Regions from separate parts of the Homo sapiens genome. Here region 1 is linked to region 2. A link is a loop called in an ENCODE intact Hi-C map of the cell type or tissue named here. Cell type or tissue: IMR-90. All regions are shown on one strand.

Region 1 (5,000 bases), 56 kb after region 2:
CAGGCATCTTCCTAATCAGGCTTGATGGGCAGCTGCAGCTATAAGTATTTAAATAAATCATCAAAGGGTTTGTTGCATCAGCCAAGCTTTTTAGAGTCCCAAATTTAAAAGCTGAGATAAAATCTTATCTTGCTGTGTCTTTACGGAAGGATCCCCAGATACCTGGGGTTAAGGTCTGGCTCAAGTCAGGACCTAGGAAGCAGCATATGTTGACTGGAGAGACCTGGGTTTGAATCCCAGCTGTGCATGTTATTAGTTATATGACCTTGGGCAAGATTCACAACCTTAGCCCTTCTTTACCTTCTCACCCTAATCTGGGGTAAACATTTGTACCTTTTGGGGTTGTTGCAAGGATTAAAAGAGGCAAACTCTGTGACAATGCCTAGCTCCATGCTGGACTTAATATAAATGCTCAATAAATTTTGACACCATCTTCTATCCCCCATATCCTACAAGATAAAACAAGACAGAATGAGAAAGTGCTTAGGTTTCTTCATCTGTAAAAAGGTAATTGGAAAAAGAAAATTAAAGGCAGAAGCTCACTCAGCCTCTAGGGTCTGGGAGATGTCTTCTTGTTGTTTAAGTTTTAGTCTGTACTTTCTAAAAACCAGTAGTGGGCCTCTGGCATTTCCTGGCACATCTTAGCAGATAGGTATTGAATATATACCATGTGCCACAGTACTGCGCCCTTTGTATGGGTGATCTCATACAGTGCTTTCATTTCATGGAGGAGAAAAACTGAGGCTCAGAGACATGAAGAAACTCACCCAAAGTTTCTTAGCTGTTAAGTGGTGGAGCTGGGATTGGTACCTAGGTCTCTCTGTCTCGGAGCCCGTGTTTGTAACTACCCCGAACATAGGTCTCTAACCATATAGGACTCCTACTCCTTGCTGGAAAACATAAGTACAAAACAGACAAGAATGGCCTTTTCAATTACTAAACTGTAAGCCCCCTGAGCCCAAAGACTGTGTGTTCCCCGCTCAATCCCCTCCCAGGCATGCAGCTAATAGGAAACCCTGGAGACATACTGGGAATCTAAGAATCTGGGTTAGGATTCCTTTGAAATGCAGATGTCCTGTGAGAAGTAAGCACCTGATTTCTTATATACCTGAGTTCATTAGATACTTATCTTTGATATGGGAGAGAGTAGAGCTTTCTCAGATACCTGGGTGGCTAGCTGCAGCGAAAGGACTGAAAATCTGGAGGGGAAGAGCTCTTCTCTCTCTTTATTTTCTCACTAACGGAAGGGAGTAAAAGGCAGAGGAAGTGGGTCTGAGATGAGGAAGACAGTACCACAGGGTTCATAAGATGTACACATCAGAATTCCTGGCTTGCAGGCCCTGGGCATTGGCTGGACAAGGTTTGTTGGTCTCTAGGGCACAGAAAGAATCTATGCCTCCGAGGATTCATAGAAAATTACCACTTCCTCTGTCATTATCTTTTATTTATTATTCTCTGTGATCTGTTGGTCTTTGATTCCCTTTGTATTTTTGATTCTTTTGTGATTCTCCCTTTCGATTTGGCGCTGGTTTTTACCCTGATCTCATCTGTATCGTCCACACCTCAATGCAGGCTTCCCGCGCCCCTGCCCGGGCTCCCGCAGTGCCCCCATCTACATCCCTGCCTCCAGTCTTGTTCATTGCTGCTGCCAGATTCACCTCCCTCTATGTCCACCTGTTTTGGAACCTTGCCACTCCCATCCTGCTCTGAGCTTTTGCTCTGTATTTCCTCTGCCTGATGTATCCTCTCCCCTTTCCTCTTCCAACCAAAAGAAAGTCTACCTATAGCCTTCCAAACTCAGCACACATCCTTCTCCTTTGGGAACCTGTTCCCAATGATTCCCTCAATTTCTCTGTCTTTTTTTTTTTTTTTTTTTTTGAGACCAGGTCTCGGTCTGTCGCCCAGGCTGGAGTGCAGTGGTGTGAGCTCGGCTCACTGCAGCCTCCACCTCCTGGGTTCAAGCAATTCTCCCACCTCAGCCTCCCGAGTAGCTGGGATTTACAGGGGTGAGCCACCACGCCTGGCTAGTTTTTGCATTTTTAGTAGAGACAGGGTTTCACCATGTTGGTCAGGCTGGTCTGTAACTCCTGACATCAGGTGATCTATCCGCCTCAGCCTCCCAAAGTGCTGGGATTACAGGATGAGCCACCATGCCTGGCCTCTGTCTTCTTAATTCTAGTAGTGCTGATGTGTGCCTACATCAGCTGGTCATGTGCTTCCTCCCCTCTGCTTAGGGCATTGTTTACCTCTTGGACATGACTTCTCACCTGTTTGCTTTCCTCCCATCTATGTCAGGAGTTCTTTAAATTTAATATTTCTTCTTCATTTATTGAGTATCTGCTACATGCGAGCACCCTATTGAGGGTTGAGAAACAAAGAGGAATTATTAGGTTTGCTCATCAATAAATAATTGAGGTGAGACCCTTAGAAATGTGTGTCCATTGGCCTGCTTCAATTTTAGACAGTTTTTTCACCAACTCCAGGGGAGGCCAAGCCAAGCATGCCTCTGGCTCTTGCATTCCACATGTCTCTTATTAAAAACAGATGGCCCAGGACTGCTTTGGCCATTGCACCAGTTGACAGGCCTGTTCCTGGGGAGGCTCTGCTTATGAATTCTAGAATCCTTTAGCTGCATTAGTAACAATTCCTCCTGCAGAGCAATGAGGGGATAGTGTCTGTGGGCTGGGCACTTTCCATGAATAAGAAAGGCCTGAATTCAACCCAGGTGCCGCCCAGACTTGTCACATGGAGCTTGGCCTCAGGCAAGGCCAAAATGGGAAGCTAGCTTCAGAGGAAGAGGTCCCTTCTGCCACTTCTGAATTCCTGAAGCTCACAACAACCAGCTTCTTTGTCCTCATTTTTCTTAGGAACAAATGTATTCATTTAACAAACATTTGTGGCTGAGTGTGGTGGCTCACACCTGTAAACTCAGCTCTTTTGGAGGCCAAGGCAGGAGGATTGCTTGAGGCCAGGAGTTTGAGACCAGCCTGGGCAACATGGCAAGACTTCATCTGTATTTTAAAAAATTGCTGAGCACAATGATCTCTGTTTTCCCAGTGCCTGCCTGGCTCAGGGCCTGGCACCGAGGTAAATACAACTGCTGCTCTAAATAAGCTCATCTCTAAGAAATGAAATGAATGCAAACTATTGAAAGCAAGGAAGGCAAATACGGGCATGCATATGTCCACTTCTTAATTTTGTGTCCACGGCAGATACTGCTAATTAATCATAGAACTCATTCACTTTGAATCTGGATTTAAGTGAAGATTCAGCCTTGGAATCCTTCTGAAAACATTGCTCCAGCAGCCACTATCAGTGATTTGGACTTTGCCCATGAGATGAAATCTGCTTGTGATCCTTTTTCTGGTCTTTAAAGTGGTCCAAATGCCACTGGAAGTGGGGAGCAGGGGTTCAAAACAGCAAGTATATTGAATTACCATGTCTGTCCAGAGCAGACTAGGAGACTCCATTCATGGGAGTGTCCAAAAGTAACACCGCTATTGCAGAAGCCCTGACCATTGCTCCTTCGCACTTCTTCTCGCTCTCATGGCTCCTTTCTGTCTGACTTTTGTGGACTCCTCTTCCTCCTCATACCCCTCAGAAGTGGCTGTTTTGCAGGGTTAAACTCTTATCCCTCCCAAACTCTTTTTTCTTGTCTGTTTTCTCAGTTGGAGAGCTAATTTCTTCCCTCAGCTTTTTCTAGCTTTTTAAAGTAGTTAACTGTCAAATCTGTATCTTCAGAGATGTCTTTTTCCAAAGTCTAAACTCCTCCCTTTGGCACTGAAGCACTTCCACCATCTGACCCTATTTATCTTTCCAGTCCCCTTTCCAGTCCCAGCTCCTTGCCTACAGAACTACTGCTGTGAGCACGAGGTCTTCTTCCATCCTGTGTCCAAGATGTGGGGTACCCATGGGGAGTCCTGCTCCCATGCCTTGGCACATGCCCCTGCCCTGCCCCTCTTCTCTGTTTGGTCTGTCATATCCATCCTATGAGTCTCCGCTTCACTGTCATTTCACTGAGAAAGCCCTTTCTGACTTCTTTATGATTTCAGAGGATAATAAGTGCCATGAGCAGAGGATCTTACTAGCTTACGCTTTGAGTCACTCAACAAACAGTTATTGACTGCCTCCTCTAAGTCCCTGGCGTATATGACGTGAACCTGCCCTCAAAGAGCCTACAGTCTGTTTACATTTCTGTCATTAGTTACTCTTGTTTATAGGTCATGTCTCTGCCATTAGATCGAATGCCTTGTGGTCCAGAGCTGAGTCCCAGTCACTGTATCCCCTCAATCCCCTGGGTATGCCAGATGCTCAGCACATCCCGAGTTGAGTGAAAGGCAGCTTCTTTCCCTGTCTGGTTTGCTGGTGGCTCTTTTGAGTGTGTGATTCTTGGGGAGGCTCATAAAGGGTTGCAGAGCTGGCAGGGGAAGGAGTAGCCCATGGAGACTAAGGGAGGAAGAAGTCCCTGCTCTATGCTTGACCCCAGAACAGCAGGAGGTGGGATGGAAATGGATGCCTCAAATGGAAAGCAGCCATGGCTAAGATGCATTAAGAACATGGGTCTAGGGGAGGGATAGCATTAGGAGAAATACCTAATGTAGATGATGGGTTGATGGGTGCAGCAAACCACCATGGCACATGCATACCTATGTAACAGACCTACACGTTCTGCACATGGATGCCAGAACTTAAAGTATAAAGAAAAAAAAAAAGAACATGGGTCTGCGTTTTAATTGTTGCAGCTCTTATGCTTAATGATTGTGAGACCTTGAGCAAGTTACTTAATTTCTCTGTGACTTGGTGTTCTCACCTGCAAAATGGGTCTTAAAACAATGTCAACTTTATAGAGAGGTTGTGAGGTTTAACTAAGAAAATGAGTTAAAATGAATATAAAACATTTAAAATAATTATTGGTACAAGCATTGGCTATTACTTAGATTTTCCTGGCAGTGGGATTTACTGGTGATTTTCATATTCATCATTGTATTTTTCTGTAGACA
Region 2 (5,000 bases):
ATGGTCAAGTCCACATGATCAACCCTGGTCATCTGTAGAGTGACAGATGGGGCAGCCAGCTTGTCCTTACTTCTATAGCCTCATTAGTCAGCAAGCTAGAGTTGGATGTATTTTAGTAGTGCTTGCTGTTTTTTTTTTTTTTAAGATTTACCTTTTAAGTCCTTTCTAAGTCTCCCTAGTTGGAATTCTTCTCTTTCTTCCCTTAACCCTTCATCATTTATGCTCTTGCATAGTTTGTGAAAATTTTATTGGACCCAGTTTTAATCCCAATCTCCTCTTGGGCTCTGCATTCCCTTTAAATCACTTCCTGGATATTTGCATAGCACATGTATCCTGATAACTCCCAAATGTATGTTTCTATTTCAGGCCTTTTTTCTAGGTTCTAGATTCATATATCCTACAACCTAACTGATGTCTCCATTTGTGCAATGCATAGATGTCTGGAAATTATCATAGTACAATGGAACTCTTGATTTTTTTTTCCCTACAAACTCATCTGTACCCACTCCCAAGTTTCCCCATCTCAGTAAATTCTATCTGTTTAGAGATTCAAAGCCAGAAATGTTGGTATTAACCCTGCCTTTTTTTTCTTCCTTCAGCCTCAACCTACAAGCTTACTAATTTCTACCTCAGTTCCTCAGATATCCCATGGTCTTGCCCACATTTGCATTCTCTTTTCCAGAACCACTTTCTACCCTACCACCATTCCACAGATGACTGGCACCCTCTGATCCTGGAGCATGCTTTGGTCCTCAGCTTGAATAATATTTCCCAGAGAGGCCTTCTCTTCCCATTCCACCTAAAATAGGTCTCTCTTTCCTAGTCCTACCTCATTCCCCTTGTTTGCTTCCTTCACTGCATCAATTACAACTTTTACATATTTTATTTATCTGTCTGTTTGTATCTACAAAGTAAGCACTTTGAAGACTAGTTCATCATCATGTCCTCCTAGATCCTAATGCAGTGCACTCAGTAAGCATTTGTTGGCTGAATTCTCATCCTTGTCAGCCTGGAGAAGGAGGGAAGGCTTCTCAGAAGAGGTGATGTTTGAGTTGTGCCTCTTCCAGGGAGTCTGTCCTTATTACACTTTGTTCAGACCTCTCTCATAGCAACTCATCATAACAGAGTGTGCTAAGTGTTTTCTTGTCTGTCTGTTCACTATCCTGGTATCTCTCTGAGGATCAGGGTTACATTAATTTCTTTGTGCCTCATCTTATTATCATTATCACGATGAATGTTAGTATAATTGAATTGTCTACCTCGCAAAAGAGATATGCAAGGGCATAGAGACGACAGAAGGGAACAGGTGTGGGAGGCAACAGATCCAAGGTTGAGAAAACATTTCCTTTTGCTTGTTGGGTCATGGTCATCTTGGTAAGGTTCTGGTGGTCAATTGAACATCCCCATTCCTGCCTACCAGTCAATAATTACCCTTTGCTAGGGGTTAATAGGGTTCAAGGAGGTTACAAGAATAATCAGTTGGGAAGCAGCTCATCTTGTGAAGCCAAAAATGTATTTGTCACAGTCATTCATGTCCCCATGCAGCTGTCTGGGAAAATTACAAACTCCTGTATCTGCAGTTCTTTTAAAATGCAATGAAATTTCATCAGAAAAGAATCTTTGAGCCCATCCTCTGTCTTTCCCAGGATGCCTGCCTCCTCTCAGAATCATGTCTGTCTATTCCTTTCCATTGTTCTTTGTAAAGGAAAACAAGGAGAAGCTAGAATGAATTTGATATTCAGATACAAAGAAGGAATTTCTTAAGTCAAAGCAGATTTTTCAATTACATTAGTTAAAAAAAAAAAAAAAATCCAGGGCTTGAAAACTGATTTAGAAAAAGAAAAGTTACCAGAAGCAGACAACGTTGTTGTTAAATTGATCTTTTAACTATTAAAGAGACACTTAGTATGTTTAATCAGTCTCAATAGAGTTCCCTTACTCTGGTTTTGTATGGGTCTAGAAATAATACCTTGTAGTTGGTATGTGTGTTTTCCAGCAACCTAAATAAAAATGTTAGCTATTCTTATATTTCCTGAAATGGAGTTCTTTTCTGGAGTTTTCTGGTGACTGGACATGTTGGGAGATATTTATTGCATCCTGGTGGGATAAGAGAAGAAAAACCATGGCTGGCATCTTCTTTCTTGACTCTGCGAGTCCTCACAGTGCGAGTCCTGTGATTGGATGAAAGATCAGTTTATAAAATCCCCTTCCTGAGCCTTATGGGAAAGTCTTCAGCTGAAGCTATCCTCATCATCCTTATGGAAAATGCTAGAATCCTCCTAGATTCAGAGCCAGGGCACTCAAACTGCTGTTTTTGAAGTGAAAGTAGAGTCAAAGCCGAGATGCTGGGTTTTCTCGTCTGCTCTGACAGGGAAGCCATTGTTAGTTGCGAGAACCAAGCATATACAGATTTCATTTTTACTTTATTTGCTTTCTCTCTCCCTCTGAAGACTGTCAATGGGGTTCAAGGCAAGTAAACTCTAGATCTCAACACAAAATTCACACGTGATTGTCCAGTGGTCAGACAGACCGGGAACAATTTGCCCAGCAGGGAGCACTGTGGAGCCACACCTCTGAACCATGGTGATTTTCCTGCTGCTTTGAAGGAAGAGCGAGAGGGCAAATTACCTCTTTCCCAGGCCCCGCACCAGCTGTTGTCTTGGTTTCCAAGAAGGGAAGCCCAACCACTTTGTTTACATTCCAAGTGACCTGGAGTAACAACCGGGGACCAGCTCTCTGGAGGCCAAGGCTACACCTGGGACAACTGGCTGAGGTTGAAAGTGAGTTGACAGCAGTTGCCATTCACCAGCGGGTCCTGGGTCCTCGTCCTCATCCTTGTCTTTGTCCTCTTGGCTTCCCCTGGGAGTCATCAGCGGGGTTCGAACAAGATTTGCTGGTTCCGGAGCTTGGGTATGTTCAGCCTGGTTTTTTCTGGGTTATTGAAAAATGTTTTAAGGTGAATGGGGCAACCCTGGGTTAGAAGGGAGGCCTTAAAAGCAGGAAGCCTAGACACTCAAGGGATTGAAAAAACATTTGGAAAGGGTTGGAAAGGCCCCAAAATCAACAACACAAGAATGGAGGCATGAAAACAGGTATTTCTTTTCAAAATGACTTACCAGCCACCCCCAAAGTCTAGCTTTTAACCCAATGGGAAGCAAGCAACAAAATTAAAATAGGTGTGAAAACGTTGTGTTTTTGGTAAAGGGCACACTGCCTTAGGAGGCGCCCGTGGAGGAGCAGAGACTGATCCACGTGTCCATATGTTTGCTTAGAGAGGACTTTCCCTCTTTGCCTTTGAGCTAAGCTGCTGAGCCAAGCCAGCAAGATGAAGATGTTCCCTTGCTTTTAGGGAACAGGAAAATCAGGATTCTGTCCAGCTGTGGCTCTAGTTTCTGGTTAGGGGGCATTAAATTAATCCTTGAGTTTCTCATGTCATAAGATCACAGGATATTTGTTGAATAAATAAATGCATGCAGCCGAAGAGCTCACTGGATGAGTTCTTTACCTCAAGAATTTCTGGTTTCTCCTTCAAGACAATCTTAGATTATTTGGGCATAAACATAGGAACCCTGGGAAGCAGGACCTGCTTTATGGATATGCGACTTAGGCAGTCCACGGTTTAATGCTCTGCTCTTATCATCTTGAAATGTTTAATTTGAACAAGGGGTCTCAAGATTTCATTTTGCCCAAATTACGTGCAGACCCACACATTATGTAGCCAGTCCTACAGGGCAGCCACACATGTGCAGGCTTGCATGAAATCCTCTTACCAGTGACAGTGAACATGGTAAAGATGACAGATGACCTTGAGACAATCTGCCTTCTGGCAGTGCACTAGAATATTCTCATAAGGAGATACTTTCATAAAACAGCTTCTGAGCCAGTGTTGCACAGCAGTTAAGAAGACGTGTTTTATACTCAGAAAGACCTAGGCAAAAATTCCTGTTCCACCACTCAGTAGCTGTGTGACTTTGGGGAAGTTAATTAGCCTCTCTGAGACTCAGATTCTTTATCTTTTAAATAAGGACAATATCACCCACCTGATAGGGTTTTGGAATGGATGAAAGCAGGATGTGTGTGAAGCGTTCGGCATAGTGCCTGGGACCTGGAAGATACCTATAATGTTGATTGTCATTGTTCTTCTTGGAATAGCAGTACTGTGTTACTTTTAGTCTGTTGAGCTTAGATGGGGTTATCCATCAGTCTCTTGACTTTGCAAATTAGGCTGCTAACACTTGGTGCATACCCAAAGGTATGTTTGCTAATTCTTTTCCATAGAGCCACAGGTGATAAGATTAGAAAGTAGGCCCTGGGCTTCTTTGATCATTTGAGTGCTGTATTTGCTCTAGCGAAGGGTTGTTTGAAGATTTTTCTCTTATGTGCTTTTAATCCATAACTGTTTTTACTTCCAACACTTCTAACTCCAAATGCGTGGTGTCTTTCCCGACACCAGGCAGGTGTCCTGCAAGTCAGTTCAGTTCTGATGCTATCCACCTGGGCTATGGCTATCCTACAGATTGAGGGCTCAGTCCCATGAGGTTGCCTTCACTTCAGGTGTCAGTCACAAGTCCCAGGTTGTCTCTGGTACTTCTGACTGACAGGCTGTAATTTCTAATTTCAGGGGGTTTCCACAACACCCTCCTCAAGTTCAATAATTCCCTAGAGCAGCTTACAGAACACAAGGAAACATTTTACTGATATTTACCAGTTTATTATAAAGGATACAACTCAGAAACAGCCAAGTGAAAGAGATGCATAGGGCAAGGTATCAGGGAAGGGCTCGGAGCTTTCATGCCTCTCTGGGTGGGCCACCCTCCCAGCACCTGGATGTGTTCACCAACCTGAAGTTTTTCAGACCCCATTGTTCAGGGATTTTTATGGAGGGTACATTATTAGGTATGATTGATTAAATCATTGACCATTGGTGATTAACACAATCTCCAGCCCCTCTCCCCTCCCTGGAATTTGGTGGGTGGCACTGAAAGTTCTAATCCTTAGTC

Evidence for each region. A loop is a pair of places that touch in the nucleus more often than their neighbours do. Peaks named below come from ENCODE experiments on the same cell type or tissue, not always from the same donor. Only the 100,000 strongest peaks of a DNase experiment are listed, where the experiment ranks them.
Region 1: a loop joins it to region 2, with 2.9 times the contacts of the local background. A loop is called at or near these places in 5 of 110 quality-filtered maps.

What each region holds. Positions count from the first base shown.
Region 1 is chr11:35,345,771-35,350,770 of GRCh38, reverse strand. The region is part of intron 1 of SLC1A2 (solute carrier family 1 member 2); the gene reads left to right. Among named protein-coding and RNA genes, the nearest start is that of SLC1A2-AS1, 66 kb to the right of the region's middle. RefSeq lists an enhancer at 2,469-2,970. In IMR-90, no CTCF peak of the experiment used is centred here; a DNase peak (open chromatin) is centred at 2,540; H3K27ac peaks cover 169 bases.
Region 2 is chr11:35,402,229-35,407,228 of GRCh38, reverse strand. All of the region lies in intron 1 of SLC1A2 (solute carrier family 1 member 2), which reads left to right. Among named protein-coding and RNA genes, the nearest start is that of SLC1A2-AS2, 14 kb to the left of the region's middle. In IMR-90, a CTCF peak has its summit at 2,545 (motif pointing right); no DNase peak of the experiment used is centred here.